Linked DNA regions of Homo sapiens: all the other regions are linked to region 2. A link is a loop called in an ENCODE intact Hi-C map of the cell type or tissue named here. Cell type or tissue: endothelial cell of umbilical vein. All regions are shown on one strand.

Region 1 (2,500 bases), 400 kb before region 2:
GGTGCCCATCTTGTACATTAAACTAGAAAAGGTCCACCATGCCCAGCGCAGGATGTTAAAGAGTTGTCCAGATGTGTTGAGATTCACCTCCCTCGCCCCACCTCACTGCCCCTCCCTGCCCTCTACCACGCATTACAATGCAGAGCATCATGATGCGAGGAAAACAGCCACAGAACAAGTCCACAATACAATCCAGAGATGTTCAGTCCATCAACAGTGCCTCTCCCCTAACCACTGATCCAATCTTTGAACCCTCTCCCCACAGCCTCATGGTATTCTAGGAGGACTGTGGGCCTTGTAGCCAGGCCAACCTGGATTTTAGTTTAAACCATGTGGCCTTGTGAAGTTGTGAAATCTTTCTAGGCCATAGTTCTTCCATCTTGGACAGGGTGGTTAGGAGAATAAATCTTGGGGCAGCATCTTGCACATGCAGCAGGTGCAGAGTAATATCCTCTCCCTCCTGCCTTCCTTCTCTCAAACACTCACAAATCCCTTTATGCTAATACCAAATTAGAAACCTCTCTCAGGTCCAAGGCAGCTGGGACTTTGGCTTCATTTATCTGTTCCCAGCATAGTCAGCAAATACTAGTTATTATTCACTCAAATGCGCCCTGCATGGCTGGGCACGGTGACTCGCGCCTATAATCCCAGCACTTTGGGAGGCTGAGGCGGGTGGCTCACTTGAGGTCAGGAGTTCGAGACCAGCCTGGCTAACATTTTGAAACCCCGTCTCTACTAAAAATACAAAAATCAGCCAGGCGTGGTGGCTGATTATATACATATATCCAGAGGGGTTTATAGAAGGCTCTGTGACTCCCAGATTTATTGATAGGAATCAAATATCAGTGAAAAGTTATTTGCCTCCTCCTTCCTCTGTCTGTTTCTATAAGCTCCATGGGGATGTTACTGGGGACCTGAGGAATGGTGTTGGACTGTTAACTCCAACAAGCAATTCTGACTTCAGCCTGGGAGCAAGAGAGAAGGCTTTAGAAGCTATCGGTAAGGCTGGCATCTAGAGTGGAAAAGAACTTTTTTAAAAAGAAAAAGGAGGAAACCATAAGGAAAAGCTTCATTTCTTGGGCTAAATTCCTCTCTACCATCTCTATTCAACCCAACTAAGAAACACACATGGCCAGCTGGTGAATATAAAGCAGGCCTTAATGTCTGAACTGGGCTTAGTATTTCTATCCAGTAATGCTCTAGAATGAAATCTTCTCTGGCCTGCAGATTTTATTTGACAGCGGAACATGGATATAAACAAAGGCAACGATATTGCATACACTTTAAAAATTGCTGGTTCACTCCCCGCACCCCCCACGTCCCCCAACTCCCCACCTCCCACCCCCAGGCTAAAATGCAAAAATCTATGGCCCGTAATTCAAGAAATGGTCACCAGAGGGCAGCACTAGACAAGCAGAAAACTACATAGGCAGAACAGAAAGACCAGTTAATACAGCTCTTTAAAAAGATTTCCTGTCTCTAGAGATCCTAAAAATGAAGCTACAGTAGGATTAAATAAGGTTGATAAGTGGTGGAAAATGCATCATGTTTGAAATATTGCCATATATTGACTTGGAGGTTAAAACATTACAAGCTGTTTCATTCACCAGTAATTAACTGTAAGCTTTATTCAATATATCACTCAGTGACTTACAAGAATTAGGAAGCACTCTTCTACATTTAGATTAAAATTCCTGCATGAGGAAGGCATATCGGAACATGACAATTATGGATTTTCTTTTTAATTCAAAAACATTCAAAAAACACAAAAGGAGACTTATTAGAGTTGAAATAATCCGTTTTTTTCCAAAAAAAAAAGTGGCAAAAATTAAAAAAAGGAAAAAACAAAATTGTTACATGGGAAATAAAAAAGAGTCCATTGAAGGACCTGTATAAGAAAATGCCTTCTGCTGCAGAACACTGGTGGTGACTAACGTGGTTTCTGTGAAGGAAGCAAATGTATGATTCATTTTGCCAGGGCAATCTGCATAGCTGTTTGATATCATGGTAGCATTATGCTTCCTTTAGGGATCAAGAAAGAAAAACAAAAATAGATCCTAATAAGACTATAAGGTCTGGAAAGAACATTCCCCAGCTCCCATTGAGTCCAAGGGAGAGGAGTGGCGGGGAGGAACCCCCTTGGTCTAGTTTGGCTGTTCCCACTCTGCAGGCCCAGCAGCAGGCTCTGATGTCATGCTGGGGAGCAAGTGTTGCAGCCCAGCTTTCGTCCTCCCGAGGAAGCAAACACTGGCTCCCTCTCCAGGGCCTAGGGGAAGGTTCACAAAGACAGAAGCAAGCAAATGTGTGCATCCAGGGGACAGATTTTTTTCCTTTCTTTTTTCTCTCTTTGGGAAAAAAGAGTCTCATTATCAAGACAGAGCGAACTGATGGGTGCAAACTGCAAGGAGAAACATGCTGTATCTCAGGTTTCTGCAAACCTCATAACAATGAAATAAAACATCACAATCCAGACAGAGAAAAATATTTTCTGCTGTCTCAA
Region 2 (2,500 bases):
CTGTGCTGTGTGGCTGCATGAACACACCAAGAGCTGGAGAAATGACATAGGGTCTTAAAGCACCACCAATAAAATCATGCGAAAGAAAACATATTTTGAAAAAAAGGCTGATTGTCATATTGAAGCGCCCCACTGGCAAGTCTCTAGGAGGCCCTGGTAAGACCAGCATGTGCGCCTCGGGGTGTTTTGAGTACCTGGGAGGGCAGGGGCCGTGCAGTCTCCTCTCCCGCAGTGTAGATGAGCCAGGGAGGGACAGCAGCAATACTGCCGCCCCAAAGTCATCTGCCCACTTCCAGTCAGAGGCCCTAACGTTTTCCTAGTTATCTGAGTGTCATCTCTTACGATGACTTATCCTGCTCAAAGCCTCTTTATTTAAACATTTGCCAAGTGGGAGGGATTCTGTCCCGACAACGGCCTCCTCATTTCCATGCTCACTCCCAACGCACGGCTCAGACGCCTGTGCGCAGATCCTGTCTGCCATAAGAACCTCCCAAACGATGCTCCCCGCTGCCAGCCACTCCTTGTGCCCATCTTGTGGCTGCTAGATATATCGTCCTACAGCACAGCTCCGATGATCTCATACCTCTGCTCAAAAGGAAGGAAGTTTCCAAATTTCAAACTCCAGTGCCAGGCGCGGTGGCGCGCCTGTGGTCCGGGTGACTGAGGAGACTGAGGTGGGAGGATCGCTTAAGCCCAGGAGTTGCAGGCTGCAGGGAGCTATGATTGCATCACTGCACTCCAGCCTGGGCAACAGAGTGGGACCCCGTCTCTTAAAAATAATAAAAATAAATTATTTTAATTGTAAAAGTTTGAAACCAAATTTCAAAGTCAAACCTAGAAAGCGTCTGGGGCTATCCCCCGGCTCCTGGGGCCCTCTCCCTTCGTGTGACGGCCTCTAGGACTAGCGTGCTTGGTTTGTTTTTGGAAGCCATTTCCTCAGAGTGATGGTTTCTGAGGAACCATCAGCTGCAAGAGTTCTGCTTTATAAGAATATACACATAAGAAGAAAATAGAAATAGCCTAGAACTCTCCGGATTTCATCACATCATCACACACACACCCAAACACACACACACACACACACACACACACACACACACACACACAGTCACATCATCACACACACCACACACACACCCCACACACAATCACATCTTCACACACACCCCACACACAATCACATCTTCACACACACCCCACACACAATCACATCTTCACACACAACACAAACACAATCACATCATCACACACAACACACACACACACAGACACACACAGACAGAGAGACACACACAGACAGACAGACACACACACACAGAGCCTTTGTCTTTTTACATTTAGTTGTTATTTAGCGCCACCTGGTGTTAAAACTAAACAGCACCTCTGGAGAAAAAACAAGCATCTACAGGCATGTTTTACCCCAAATTGAGGATCTTTAGCACTGGAAGGAACCTTAGAGATCATTTAGACAGATGCCTCATTTTATAGATTAGGAATGTATGCAGATTTAGAAACAGAATTGAATCCATAGTTCTTGAATTCTAGACTCCTCAATTTTCCAGCATGCCCCAGTTGCCCCCTAAGCCTCCAAAGGAATTGGGCTAGAGGGATGCCACCTTTGGAAAAAGACAAAAAAAGAATACTAGCATTTACTGATCCTTTATTATAAGCCAGTTATTGTGCTAAATGCATTTACAGACATGACCTCATGATCTCATTTCTTCTTCATAACTAGTCTCCCTCCCTCCCTCCCTCCTTCCTTCCTTCCTTCCTCCCTTCCTTCATTCCTTCTTTTTTTTCAGAGAGGAGGTCTTGCTCTGTCATCCAGGCTGGAGTGCTGTGGTGTGATCAGAGCTCACTGCAGCCTTGAACTCCTGGGCTCAAGCGATCCTCCCACCACCTCAGCCCCACAAGTAGCTGGCACTACAGGTGTGAGCCACTGCAGTAGGGTGATCTTATTCTTGTTCCGCAGATGAACAAAGTAAAATTCAGAGACCTGCAACACACCTTGGACCTGCAAGTAATTTTATGTCTGTGTTTCTATAAGGACCTGTTCATTCCAGTTGTCTCAGTGGTCAGTGTGGATTGCCACATGAATAATTTGGTGGTGGCTTAAAAAACAAATATTTACTTCTTGCTCATGTTTCATGATAAATGCAGGTTGACTGTGGGTCAGCTATAACTCTGATGGGCTCAGCTTGGCTGGATGAATAATTTGGTGGTGGCAATTGGCATAGATCCCAAAAAATAAAAGATAATGAGGAGCTCAGTAAGGTCATATTGTATTATTTGTTCACAATTACTCATTCCTTCCTTGCCTTTTCCATACTTCTGTGCAGGCAGAATACATTGCCCTCCCTGCATTGACCTTGGACTTGGCCACTTTCTTTTGGTTAATAAAATGTGTGTGAACTTGATATTTGCTGCCAGAGCAGAAGCTTTCAGTGGTGTGGTTTGGTGAGACCTGCTTCAGCCTTGACCTCCCCCGTGAGAACAGCAC
Region 3 (2,500 bases), 98 kb before region 2:
TTATTCATTTTTTTAGATCAGAGGCTTCGAAACTGCTTACTGCATTGATAGCATGGGAAAAACAAATGGAGGCTTTGTTGAACTAGGACCCTGCCACAGGATGGGAGGGAATCAGGTAAACCACCTTACTTTTGTGTTTAAGTTGTTCCGTATTGAGGGCCATCAGGTTTATTGATCACAGAGTGATCTTTGTACTTTGGTTTTCGATTTGGTAATTTTGTTTGTTTTGATAAAGTAAAACATTCTGTAAAAAAATTGACAGTGTTAAAACATTCACTTAAATGATGGGAATAATAGCAGTATTGGTTTTCACATAAGCAGTCAGAATCTAGAATTAATGTCTAATATAAGGGATTAAAATATATTCCTGTGGGAGTATATATTTGTCACTACCGTAACTATGTAAGCCTAGCTCCCTAACAATTTTTTGCAAGTATTGCTCACTAATCCTCATCTTTTTGCAAATAGAGTGTTACTGCCAGTAATGTATATTTCACTAATATATATTCTCTTACTTATGTGGGTATGTTTTTGCTTTTTCATTTTTTCACATTGTTGGTACTTAATAAATTTGTGTTAGTGACCCATTTGGTATCTTAGAGACTAAAGAACTTAATGATTTCAGTGTTAATAAGGATCTTCACTAACATCAAAATAAATATAATTTGTCTGTGGACTTACAGTTCTAAACAAAATTATGGAAAAATAAGTTAGTCATTCAATTTAATTATAGGAGTTAAGTTTCTTTCTTTTCAAATGCACATCAGCAGGGAAGGTGCCTCTGTTACTTAATTCTCTCTTTTCCTTTTACAGCTTTTCAGAATCAATGAAGCAAATCAACTCATGCAGTATGACCAGTGTTTGACAAAGGGAGCTGATGGATCAAAAGTTATGATTACACACTGTAATCTAAATGAATTTAAGGAATGGCAGTACTTCAAGGTATTCTGCATTTTAACTTCTGAAATATTATATGCTTTTCATTTTCAGTAACATCTAGCATGTGGAATTTAGATAAATAAATCTTAAAACCTGCATTCAAATTCACTTGCATTTTCCTCTCATTTAGTCCCTTGCATAGGTTTTCCTGAGCACTGGATGACTCATTGTTCTATAATGAGGCATCACTTTTGTTCTCTCTTACAATATTGTCATGTAATGAGGCCACGATGATGTCTATAAAGAGCACTGCTAATTTTAGTAATACAAGAAAGTCAGTGTTCTGTGAGGCAGTCATCACCATTGCTCTCATCAAAATCTGATTTTTGAAATGTAAATGAATCATTCATTAAAGTAAAATATATTTAAATATATTTATACTATTAAAAATTTGGTTAATATTTGATATTGTCCAGCAGGTGGAGATAGAGACAAACAAATAAAACTTGAAATCTAGGCTTTCATAACGTCTTTATCATTGTTGTGTGCTAAATACAGTGGGATAAATGTAGCTAGTTGCTTACTTTAATGGTCAAATTTAGTTATTCACGTGACACTGCTGGGGTAGCTTTGTGTTTCAGCTGTGAGTATTTAAAGCTCTGTGGCAAGTTGAGGATTACAACATATTAATAGATTTATGTATAGTTTTCAAATTCTAGATTTGGCTAACATAAATCAATTTATTATTAAACAAAAAGTGGGGAAAGCTGCCTCACACTAAAAAAATCTGTCAACCCTCCATTTTATTTACTCACCCAGTATTTGTTATCATATCCCATCTGTCATGCAAGCAAGGACTTGTTTGCTATGTAATAATGATATGACCTAGCTTAACATTCCCTGTTACTGTCATTTACAGATAATTTCCAGGAAGTGATAAGCACGTATCAATTGATGATTTTGTTTCTTATAACAAGTTAGGAAGGAGAAGAATAGCATAAACCTTAAAGAGTGGAGCATTTATTTTCACAAAAAAAAAGGATATATAATAGCAATAAATAGTAGGGGTCAGTGAGAACAATATTAGCAAAATAGTAAAAGAGGGCTAACACACCAGAAACTACATCAAGAAGTAATTGAACAAAAAATGACACATAACATGTTTTAGGTATTTTAAAGACGCAGCACTGAATATACATTTGTGTGTTAGATATTACTGAACATTCACTTGGGGACCAATAATATGTTAGACTGTAGGGGAGTTCAAAAATATAGCTAAAGCACGCTATTATATAATGGCAGAGAAGAAAGAAATGCAAAAATAGAGATAAGCAAAATGCCATAGGACAGAAAAGAGTGATTCATGGGAGGAATTACTGCTGAGGAGTTTCATAGAGGAAGTGTCATTGCACAAGTCCTGAAGTGTAAAAAGGCTTTCCATGGAAAGTAAATAAGAAAGCCTGGATGAGCAAAGATGTGGCATGAAAACATGTAGAAAATTCAAAGAATTGTATTTCATTTGGTATCCCTCAATTGTGCTTTGGAGGAAAGAGCACCGAACTTCATTTTTTAAGTTTTGGAGAGGGATAGACCTTATTTGAGGAAGGTAGTGATGGAAAAC

The links. A loop is a pair of places that touch in the nucleus more often than their neighbours do. Peaks named below come from ENCODE experiments on the same cell type or tissue, not always from the same donor. Only the 100,000 strongest peaks of a DNase experiment are listed, where the experiment ranks them.
Region 1: it touches region 2 in a loop (12-fold over the local background); 61 of 110 quality-filtered maps call a loop at or near these places.
Region 3: a loop joins it to region 2, with 15 times the contacts of the local background. A loop is called at or near these places in 108 of 110 quality-filtered maps.

Annotation. Positions count from the first base shown.
Region 1 is chr4:173,012,239-173,014,738 of GRCh38, forward strand. All of the region lies in intron 11 of GALNTL6 (polypeptide N-acetylgalactosaminyltransferase like 6), which reads left to right. Among named protein-coding and RNA genes, the nearest start is that of GALNT7, 160 kb to the right of the region's middle. In endothelial cell of umbilical vein, a CTCF peak has its summit at 1,402 (motif pointing right); DNase peaks (open chromatin) are centred at 1,543 and 1,983; H3K27ac peaks cover 491 bases.
Region 2 is chr4:173,415,848-173,418,347 of GRCh38, forward strand. It overlaps a transcript of SCRG1 not described here. Among named protein-coding and RNA genes, the nearest start is that of SCRG1, 18 kb to the left of the region's middle. In endothelial cell of umbilical vein, a CTCF peak has its summit at 1,366 (motif pointing left); DNase peaks (open chromatin) are centred at 1,364 and 2,244; H3K27ac peaks cover 157 bases.
Region 3 is chr4:173,317,618-173,320,117 of GRCh38, forward strand. GALNT7 (polypeptide N-acetylgalactosaminyltransferase 7) reads left to right here. Exons shown (of 12, transcript NM_017423.3): 10 at 17-115; 11 at 814-942. Among named protein-coding and RNA genes, the nearest start is that of HMGB2, 15 kb to the right of the region's middle. In endothelial cell of umbilical vein, a CTCF peak has its summit at 1,366 (motif pointing right); a DNase peak (open chromatin) is centred at 1,254; H3K27ac peaks cover 764 bases.